Regions from separate parts of the Homo sapiens genome. Here region 2 is linked to region 1. Evidence: read pairs that join two places in POLR2A ChIA-PET (ENCODE). Cell type or tissue: Panc1. All regions are shown on one strand. Links, peaks and the distances in the headings refer to the core of each region. The heading gives the core; the rest is flanking DNA.

Region 1 (5,378 bases), core at 250-5,249:
CGAGATCGGGCCACTGCATTCCAGCCTGGGCGACAGAGCCAGACTCTGTCTCAAAAAAAAAAAAAAAAAAAAAAAGAGAAGTGTTAAGTGACAGACAACTTTCAGGGTAATATGTGCAGTATGATCCCACTCATAGTAAAAAAAAAAAAAAAAGCAAACAAAACAAACAAAAAAAAAACCCTACAAAATGAAAGTTTACATTTTTCTCTGAACACACACAGAGACACAAACATGTGCATTTTTGTACGGGAAAAAAAGGTCTGGAAATGTATGTACCGAATTCATGAATTTGCTTGTACTGGAGTATGTAGGGAGCAAGACTGGGAAGGGGGGAAGGGCAGGGGCAGGAGCTGTGGAGATGGAGGGGAGGAGTCGACCTTGGGGTTACTGGGGGAACCCAAGAAGCCCTCTGCATTTGGGCAGTGCTGGTTGCCCCGCAGGTGCTTGGAATCCACCCAGGGACAGAAACATCATTGGTGTGGCAAGGACACGCTTCTCCTGGTAGGAAGGGGCAAGAAACCTGCCCTCTAGGCTAGCCTCAGGGCTGCCCTCTGTGTGGCCTGGGGCCTGTTTGGCTCTCTCTGGGCCCCAGGATTAGGGTCTCTCTGGGCTGTTTCAGCTGGACCAGTCTCAGATCCTAAATGCATTCTAGAGCCTTCTCATGGACGTTGGGCTCCAGCAGGGGCACAGAAAAGCCTCACTAGGCCTTTGGCCTGCTGAGACTTGGGTGGGCAGCCTGGGGCTGGAAGCTGTGTGGGAAGAAAGTTTCTGAGCGGCATGGCCTCCAGGAGGTGCTCCCTCCTCCAGCAGGTGGAGTGCCCTTTCTTCCCAACAAATTCAATCTGAGAATACCTGGCCCAGCCTGGCTCCTGAGACAGCAGAGTGGGGACAATTCATTACCTGGTGGAGTCTAAACAGTTCATGAGAACTCACTGAGTTGGGGCTCTGGGCTGGCCTCAAGGGAAGCGGAGATTGCCTGAGGCCAGGGCTTGGGCTCTAGGCCTGCAGGGAAGCTGGTGCGAGCTGTGCTCAGGGACAGATCTGTGCTGCAGACGCAGTAGCTCTGAGCCAAGAACTGGGCCGGCTTCAGGCTACAGAGATGTGTTACATCAGGATGGGGGAGGGGCAGACACCAGATTCTAACAGGGTCAAGTATGTGGACAGATCAAGGCTTAGAGTGGGGTGAGAAGCAGCAAGGCCAGCTGGCCCTGAGATGCCTCACCCTAGTCAAAGCTTCATTAACGGTGTCCTGGCCTTGATCTGCCTCCCACTGCTGGGAGTGTCTCCAGTGTACAAGGTGGCTGCCTTGGGAGCCTCCTTCAGGCACTAGTGAGCAAGCTGTTCTTCCCTCAGGGCCTTGGGCACAGTGACTTGTGAGGCTGGGGTGGCCCTGGGTACTGTGATTGCTGGATATTCTAGGACCTGTGGCTCTGGCACACAGTGAGCTGTCTCCAAATATGCTGGACCTCCATCCCGTGTGCTAGGGAAGAGACTTGGACACAAATTGGCACTGGATGCCCATGTGAAGGAGACGCTTGGAAACAAGAAATTCTTGTTGAGTTGATCCCCAGCTAGGCCAGCTCTAGGCAGATTATCTACCTAACACAGCTCCTCTAGGAGAGTGCTACAGAAAAAAGAAACCTATGTTATCTGGCATCCGGGTTGGGCAGGAGAGGCAGATTCCTGGGGGGGCAAAGAGGCTGCCCTAGAGAGCGTCTACCACTGGACATCTAGCTCCCTTGCCTCCCTGATCCTCAACTGCCCTCGGAGCTCAAGGAAAGGCAAGCAGCTCCTAGGTGTCCAGTCCTCTGGCTGATCAGACTAGGAGGGCACACCTAAGGAGAAGCAGACACCATCTTTGCCCCAGAAGACCTCACAGCCCAGGTGGGGAGGTGAGATTCCTAGGCTGGAAACAAGATGAGGTAGGACATGACTCAGTGCTGAAGTATTTGCTTTGGCCCTTTGTGTGAGTGAGGGGCGGAGGAAGCCAGGAAGGAGCTGCTAGTGTGGGGGCAGAAGGAAGAGAGAAGGTGCATTTGTGTGTACCCATATGCGTGTGTGTGTGTGTGTGTGTGTGTGTGTATGTGTGGTGTGTCGTGTGTCTGCATGTGTCACATCTGAGGTCATATCTCTGGATTCCCCCCACCTTCTGTGCTATTTGCCCAGACAACCTAAAAATAATTTCCATTTAACTTTAGGATTCGTTATTTGATGCACTAGATGCTTGCCCAGCAGATATACTTTTCCACCCACACTTTATGTAAGATCAACATCAAGTTAAAATGAGTCTGCATTATTTATGCATATACAAGGAGGCTAGTAGGCAAAAGGCAGACTAGAGCAGCCTGGATTTCACTGGAAAGTTTATATAAAAATGGTCCCTGGACAGGGCCAGTGGCTCATGCCTATAATCCTAACACTTCGGGAGGCTAAGGGAGGAGGATTGCTTGAGTCTAGGTGTTTGAGACCAGCGTGGGCAACATAGTGAGACCTTGTCTCTTAAAAAATACAAAAATTAGCTGGGCATGGTGGCACTTGCTTGTAGTCCTAGATACTCTGGAGGCTGAGGTGGGAGGATTGCTTAAGCCTGGGAGATTGAGGCTGCAGTGAGCTGTGATCACACCACTGCCCTCCAGCCTGTGTGACAGAGCAAGAGCCCTATCTCAAAAAAAAAAAAAAAAGATTCCAAGGTGGATGACAAAATTGGACAGTGTGCCTGGATTGGTGATCACAGCATTGTTGGGGATAATGATAAAATGAAAAAGGACCCTCTATGGCTACTGGGAGTGTCAGCCCCTTATTTCACCCACACATGACATAGCAATGGGCACGTGGCCAGCACTCAGTGGATATTTACTGAACTCATATCTATCGATCTTTTCAATAGACATTGAGAAAAAATGTCCACATCTGTACAACATCTGCAAAGATGGAGGTAGATGATTGATAATTCATCATGGACAGAGGACAACTAAATGATAGATTGAGTTTAACGTTTAGTTTGTTAGACAGATGGCTAAGGGGTGATGCTGTTATCAGAGTAAAAGATCAAAGCCACTGAGGAATGATAGATTGATAAATAACTTATTGAAGCTTGATAAAGGGGTAGGAAGAGAAATAAATTGTGGTCAATAGATCCATGGTCAGGTTCAAATAAATAGGTAGATAGGTAAACAGAAATGTAGCGATAGAGCAAGAGAGACAGACAAGAGGGTGAGAGAGATACTGCGGTAGACACAATAATGCCCATCCCTAAAGATGTCTGCGCTGCACTCCCCAGAGCCTGTGAATACGTTCCCCGACATGGCAGAAGGCACTTTGCAGATATGATTAAATTAAGGGCCTTGAGAGGGAGGGATTATCCTGGATTGTCTAGTGGGCCCCGTCTAATCGCATGTCCTATCACTGACCTCTCTTTCACTGTGCTGCAGCCTCCCCTGTGCTCTTTTCAGTTCTTGATCATGCCAAGCTCGTTCCTGCCTCAGGGCCTTTGTACTCGCTGTTGTCTTTGTCTGCTCCTTTTCGTCACTCAAATCTCACTCAGTTCGCCTCCTTGCTTCTAGATTTTTGTCCTGAAACCTTGAGTACACTCTGTTCCTGGGGACTGGGTTGGGGTAATGGGATGTCCAAGCTCCTTGCCTATGCTGGCTGGCACTGTCCCCAGCCCCAAGTCCTGCCCAAGGTTGTGGAATGGAGCAGTGTGCATGAGTCATCAAGCCACAGACACAGTCCCCTTGTTGGAGGGACCTGAGCAATTACGTTGTGGCTAACTCCAAGGGCTAATGGCTCAATTGAAAGGGAAGGTTAGGAATTTCCCCAAGTTCCTCAGACTCATATGGCACCAAGAGGGAACTGGAGAGTGGCGGAGCTGGGAATGGTCTGTGTGGAAGATGCTGTGACCTCTCTGAGCACTGTCATGTCCCTAGCCTGAGCTGAGCCAGGCTGTGAAGAAGTAGATGGCACATCCCAGTCTCACAGGGGCCCATCACCCTTCGAGCATTCCTTTATTTACCCCACATCTAAGGAGCCCCTATTCTGTACCAGGCATCATGCTGCCCTAGCACAGGTTAGGCCTGCCCTGAAGGAGCCTTCAGTCTAGCCAGGGAGATAGGCTGGCCAGCAAAACTTACAGGTCTGCTGAATAAGTGTCCAGAACTGGGGACACACAGAGGGGGAGCCCGAGCAGGTGATGGGGCTCGAAGGCAGTGAGAGACCAGCTGGAGGGATGAGAGAAGGGCACACTGGGCAGCAGGAGCAGCCTGGCTGGGTCAGGTTCCTGGGCTGCTGTAACAAAGTGCCACAGGCAGGGTGGCTTACAGCAGCAGACACTTATTCCCGCTGTTCCGGAAAATAGACATCCCAAATTGAGGTGCTGCTAAAGCCATGCTCCCTCCAAGGCCTTTAGTGGGGGATCCTGCCTTGCCTCTTCCAGCTTCTGGCAGCCCCCGGCATTCCTTGCCTTTCGGATGCATAACTCTGGTCTCTGCCTTCATTTTCACCTGGCTGTCTTCCCTATAGTGTCTTGCTCTGTGGTCCAGGCTCAACTCCGCTGGCATGACCATGGCTTACTGCAGCTTCGACCTTCTGGGCTCAAGTTGATCCTCCTGCCTCAGTCTCCCAAAGAGCTGGGACTACAGGCACAGGCCACCATGCCCAGCTAATTTTTAAAAATTTTTTTGTGGAGACCGGGTCTGGCTATATTGCCCAGGCTGGTGATGAACTCCTGGGCTCAAGCAATCCTCGTGCCTCAGCCTCCCAAAGTGCTGGGATTATAGGTGTGAGCCACTGCACTTGGCCCTGTTTTTAAAAAAGTAAAAATAAAAATAAAAATGTTTTATTGCTGCATAATAGTTGTACCTATTTTGGGGGTACGGGTTATATTTGGACACATGTATACAATGTATAAAACCAAATCAAGATAGTTGGGATACCCATCACCTCAACAACTTTCCCTCTTCTAAGGACACCAGCCATACCAGAGTGGGGCCCACTCTAATGACCTTATTTTAACACTATTAAATCTGCAAAGACCCTGTTTCCAAATACAGTCACCTTTACAGGTACAGGAGGTTAGGATTTCAATGTATATTTTTGTTTTGTTTTGTTTTTGGTTTTTTTTTTGAGACGGAGTTTTGCTCTTGTTGCCCAGGCTGGAGCACAATGGCACGATCTCGGCTCATCGCAACCTCTGCCTCCTGGGTTCAAGCGATTCTCCTGCCTCAGCCACCCGATGAGCTGGGATTACAGGCATGCGCCAGCACGCCCAGCTAATTTTGTATTTTTAGTAGAGACGGGGTTTCTCCATGTTGGTCAGGCTGGTTTCGAACTCCCAACCTCAGGTGATCCACCTGCCTTGGCCTCCCAAAGTGCTGGGATTA
Region 2 (5,378 bases), core at 262-5,261, 130 kb after region 1:
ACTCAGTTACATTAAAATCTGTTCACTTCACATACGTGTTTTACCCATTCATGGTTTTGTATTATTATTCATGGGACATCTGCAAAATATTGGGTGACTCGAGTTTACAGATCCTCCAAATGTTGCCATATTCCATTATATACTATCAAAAAAATCACAACAGGTAACACTACCCACTAATCTCATCAAAAAGTAAGTATCAGGAAGCTGTTATTTTATCAACAGCAACAAATATCTTCAGTTGCTATCCTTAACCTAACAACCCACTTAGATCCCCCCACTGTTTTTTTTTTTTTTTTTTGAGATGGAGTCTTGCTCTGTTGTCCAGGCTAGGGTGCAATGGTGCGATCTTGGCGCACTGCAACCTCTGCCTCCCAGGTTCAAGCAATTCTCCTGCCTCAGTCTCCCGAGTAGCTGGGATTACAGGTGCCCGCCACCACACCGAGCTTATTACATTACTTCTGAGAATATGTCTGCCATATATTCAAACCTGAATAACCACAGCTTGTCTGTATTTTCAAGTAAAAAATGTTCCATGAAAAAAAGTCATTCAAATTGCAACTCAAACAACTGTAGAAGTGCTTTTCTTCCAGACAACTATCATACTATGACATGCAGAAGTGCTTTGTTCATACATTCTACTTCATATCATACAGAATATTAAAAAGACAGATACTCGGCTGGGTGTGGCTCATGCCTCAGCACTTCGGGTGGCCAAGGTGGGCAGATCACCTGAGGTCAGGAGTTTAAGGCCCCAGCCTGGCCAACATGGTGAAACCCCATCTCTACTAAAAATACAAAAATTAGCCGGGCATGGTAGCACATGTCTGTAATCCCAGCTACTTGGAAGGCTGAGGCACGAGAATCACTTGAACCTCGGAGGCGGAGGCTTCAGTGAGCCAAGATTGCGCCTCTGCACTCCAGCCTGGGTGAGAGAGCGAGACAAAAAACAAAAAACAAACAAAAAAAACCCACATAGATACTCAAGGGTCCAGAGCTTCCTAATACTAATAAAAATGTCTTTAAATTAAGAAATTAAGAAAAATTGGTAACTTTTTTAAAGACAAGGTCTCACTCTGTCACCCAGGCTGGAGCTCAGTGGCTCCACCAGGGCTCACTGCAGCCTTGACCTCTTGGGCTCAGGTAATCCTCCCAAGTAGCTGGGACTAAAGGCATGTACCACCATGCCTGGCTAATTTTTTGTAGAGAAGGGCTCCCCCAGGCTGGTCTCAAACTCCTGGGCTCAAGTGATCCATGATCCACCTGCCTAAGCCTCCCAAAGTGCTGGCTATACAGGTGTGAGCTACTGCCCCTGGCCAACTGGCATCTTTTAAAATGCAAAGAATATAATCACTATTAGTATGGTTTGGTGCCACTGTCTAATGCCTTGATTTGTTCTAAGATACGAAACTACTTAGGTGTAGTTATAGCCACCATTGGTTTTGTACCATCAATGCAAAGGTCAACAGTCTTAGTATGATGAGATTTGATCGTATGGGTCCCCCGAGAGGGTCTCCAAGACCCCAAGGGGTTTATGGATCACACACTTGAGAACCCTTGATGTAGAGAAAAAAGGTAACGTCCTTAAGTACCTCCTTCAACTCCTTACCCCCCCCACAGATAATCACTGGTAACAGTTTGATATATAACCCTTTAACATAGACACACATGCATATATGTATTTGCTAAAAATGTGATGCTACGACAAACATTATCGTGCAGTTTTTTTGTCCTCTTAAGACAGTATGTCCAAATCTACCTTATTCTTTAACAGGTACATATTCCAGAATCCAGATACATCATAATTTGCTTAACCATTTCTCCTACTGGACATTCAGGTTACGTCCTTACAAACTGCTGCAGTCAGTATTCTCGGATAAATATTTTTGATGGATTAATTCTGAAGTCATTTTGTTAATGATAACAAAGATGTTTAATAATTTCTTAAAATCCAACACTACAATTGGGAAAAGTCTAAGTTCCTGGTTAAAATCAGTTTGATAAGTTCAATTATAAATTCGGTATTAGAACTAGTTTCCCATTTTCCTAGCCCCTGATGAAAATACCCAACTTGAGATGCCAAAGATTATGCAAAATGATAACTACTTATGGGTGTTAAATGCTAGTAGTACTTGAAACTACTGGCAGCTATGTATGTTTATGAAAAATTTCAGCTCAACACCCTGTCAATATCAAAGATAACAAAGTAAAAAAGCATGATTTACTCTTCTGGTGTTCACCTCAGAGATATCTTTAAGGCCACCTAAATTTAAACTATTCTCAACATAAACACTGCCATCCAGGCTTACAGTTATACAGGAAAATATTAAAGTAACCTTTAATATTGGTTACCAATGGAGGTGACCAAGCTGCTGTGGGAAGAAGTCCCTTATGAAGTATAAATTTTCCATAGCTTTACTTTTAACTTGGCCTATTAACCATAGAAAATGGCTTCAAGTAGATATGTTGGTGTTACAATTTTCTACTAAAAAGTAACCTCATAACACTATAGAAAACATAATGAGTATGACTTACCATCTTCAAAAGGTGTCCCTTCTGGTCTGAAAACAAGAAGATTTCTGATTAAAAGAAGTTTCTCATTCTGCTTTTTCTTGATTTTCAAGAATGGAAAGGATAAACTTCAACAGAAAAAGAGGGACTCATTCTGATGATTTGTGGAGTTTTAAGATAGAGTTTAGTAACACCTTAGCCCTGGATTTTCATAGACCCAGGCATAAAGTATTAACTTTCATTCTAAGCTTTCTTTTTAGGGTGGTTTTACCAAACCAAACAAAAAAACTTGCCCATAATTTTAGCACAAAAAAACTTTCATTAATACTGACCAGTCATTTTGTACATATGTGTATATATATATATATATTTTTTTTTTTTTTTTTTTTTTTTTTTGAGACGGAGTTTTGCTCTTGTCCCCCAGGCTGGAGTGCAATGGCATGATCTCAGCTCACTGCAACCTCCTTCTCCTGGATTCAAGTGATTCTCCTACCTCAACCTCCCGAGTAGGTGGGATTACAGATGCCTGGCTAATTTTTGTATTTTTAGTAGAAACGGGGTTTCACCATATTGGCCAGGCTGGTTTCGAACTCCTGACCTCAGGTGATCCACTCATCGCAGCCTCCCAAAGTGCTGGGATTTAGAGGCGTGAGCCACCGCACCTGGCCCATATGTATATTCTTAAGAGGAAAAGACATCTTTTCATTTTACAGCAATATGATGTAAAGCAATACTCTAGTTATGATGCTAAACCCAAGTGTCCTGCTTTCCAATGGAGCCATAACTCTTGTTCAAATAGGCTAAGCATAGTTGTCACCAAAAAGCCAGATTTGTTTGCTCAGATCCTTGTCCCCACATCCCAATTTCATCTTTCCTAAGCAGCAGCATAAAGTTTTTTTTTTTTTTTTTTTTTTTTTTTTTGAGACGGAGTCTCGCTGTCGCCCAGGCTGGAGTGCAGTGGCGCAATCTCGGCTCACTGCAGCCTCCGCCCCCTGGGGTTCACGCCATTCTCCTGCCTCAGCCTCCCGAGTAGCTGGGACTACAGGCGCCCGCCACCTCGCCCGGCTAATTTTTTTTTGTATTTTCAGTAGAGACGGGGTTTCACCGTGTTAGCCAGGATGGAGCATAAAGTTTAATTATTACTTGCAAGGCATATTCAGGATCTCAAAGCAGCAGGATAATATCCTGAAGGTGCCATGTATTCAACTCAAATTCAGAAGTACTTTATGAGGATGAACTTCACTCATTTTCCACTAGTCTTTAAATGTAGACTCTTGTAGCTGATTCTGTAGTGTCAGAATTCTGTTTATCAACATACTCCTTTTACTTTTTAATGCAAAACTCTAGTTTCAAAGGAATGAAAGAAAAAATAGATCAAGTCTAGAAAAACCAAAGAAAAAGCATAAGGAAATTTTAAATTAAAAAGCATATACGCAATATACATAGTAGGTAAAATTTACAACTGCTTCTCAAATGGCTGCATTCTGTTATTTCACACTGGGCTGTGAATCATTTTCGCTTAAATTCTTGCCACAGTGGAAGTTCTTAATATTTTTGGTTCCAAACCTTTTAACAGCTCCAACAGAATGAGAGCATTTGCGTGATATGTTTTATATAAAGTAACTTATTGTTTCTCCTTTATTATTCCATTCCATTTAGTTTTGAATAGTATTTTAAAAGTAAAACCCCAAGAGATTATAAAACCATATGTAATAACATCAAAGAGCAAATAAACTTTATATAACTGCTGAAACTTTTTCCTTTTTTTTTTTGATACAGGATCTTGGCTCTGCTGGCTGCCCATGTTGGAGGGCAGTGGCACAATCATGGCACACTGCAGCCTCAAACTTCTGGGCTCAAGTGATCCTCCTGCCTCAGCCTTCCAAGTAGCTGGGACCACAGGTATGCACCACCATGCTCAGCTAGTTTTATACTTTTTGTAGAGACAAGGGCTCACTATGTTGCCCAGACTGGGCCAAAACTTTTTTTGGTGGGGAGGGGACAGAGTCTCACTGTCTCACTATATCGCCCAGGCTGGTGAACTCCTGGGCTCCAGCGATCCTCCCAGGCGTTGAGCTACTACTGTGCTGGGCCAAAACTCTAATTGAAATATTTTTTTTTTCTAATTTATCTTGCAGTTTTAGTCCTTAAGATCTCTCATTCCACCTCAGTTTCTTTTCCTAGACAGTTGTTATATGTTTACTTTTCTTAAAGATTCAGCACACACCTATTATTTGTTAAACCTTTCAACTCACCCAAATATAACTGCATTCCACTGCATGATGTTGTTTTCAGATGGTGCGCCACTGACACCCACAGGTGGGTCCTCTTGTAACCTGGAAATCCAGCGTGGTAATTTAAAAAGTTGAACATTAAGGCCACTAAGGAGGCCACGTAAACACCTACAGACACTATACCATCTATTTTGAGACACAGACTAACTCCATTTCCTTGTTATTGTGAACTAAAATGAACCATATGACTTAAATATATTAACCAGGTATATATACTTATTAAATACCTCTCCAAATTATCTAAAAATTGAAAGGGCTTGAGAATCATCCCTCTTTCAATATTATCTCTTCAAGAATTGATGCATAGGAACACTTTTACACTGTTGGTGGGACTGTAAACTAGTTCAACCATTGTGGAAGACAGTATGGCGATTCCTCAGGGATCTAGAACTAGAAATACCATTTGACCCAGCCATCCCATTACTGGGTATATACCCAAAGGAATATAAATCATGCTGCTATAAAGACACATGCACACGTATGTTTATTGCGGCACTACTCACAATAGCAAAGACTTGGAACCAACCCAAATGTCCAACAATGATAGACTAGCCTAAGAAAATGTGGCACATA

What was found. ChIA-PET counts read pairs that join two places held together with the same protein. Peaks named below come from ENCODE experiments on the same cell type or tissue, not always from the same donor. Only the 100,000 strongest peaks of a DNase experiment are listed, where the experiment ranks them.
Region 2: POLR2A ChIA-PET joins it to region 1 with 5 read pairs; 29 of 35 experiments call an interaction of 5 or more read pairs at or near these places.

What each region holds. Positions count from the first base shown.
Region 1 is chr5:134,507,825-134,513,202 of GRCh38, reverse strand. It overlaps LINC01843 (long intergenic non-protein coding RNA 1843), which reads right to left. Exons shown (of 2, transcript NR_105045.1): 2 at 3,973-4,797. Among named protein-coding and RNA genes, the nearest start is that of LINC01843, 4.0 kb to the right of the region's middle. RefSeq lists an enhancer at 3,454-4,127. In Panc1, for the core only: no CTCF peak of the experiment used is centred there; no DNase peak of the experiment used is centred there; H3K4me3 peaks cover 2,545 bases; H3K27ac peaks cover 5,000 bases.
Region 2 is chr5:134,373,852-134,379,229 of GRCh38, reverse strand. It overlaps UBE2B (ubiquitin conjugating enzyme E2 B), which reads right to left. Exons shown (of 6, transcript NM_003337.4): 2 at 4,767-4,847; 3 at 2,536-2,561. Among named protein-coding and RNA genes, the nearest start is that of UBE2B, 5.0 kb to the right of the region's middle. In Panc1, for the core only: no CTCF peak of the experiment used is centred there; no DNase peak of the experiment used is centred there.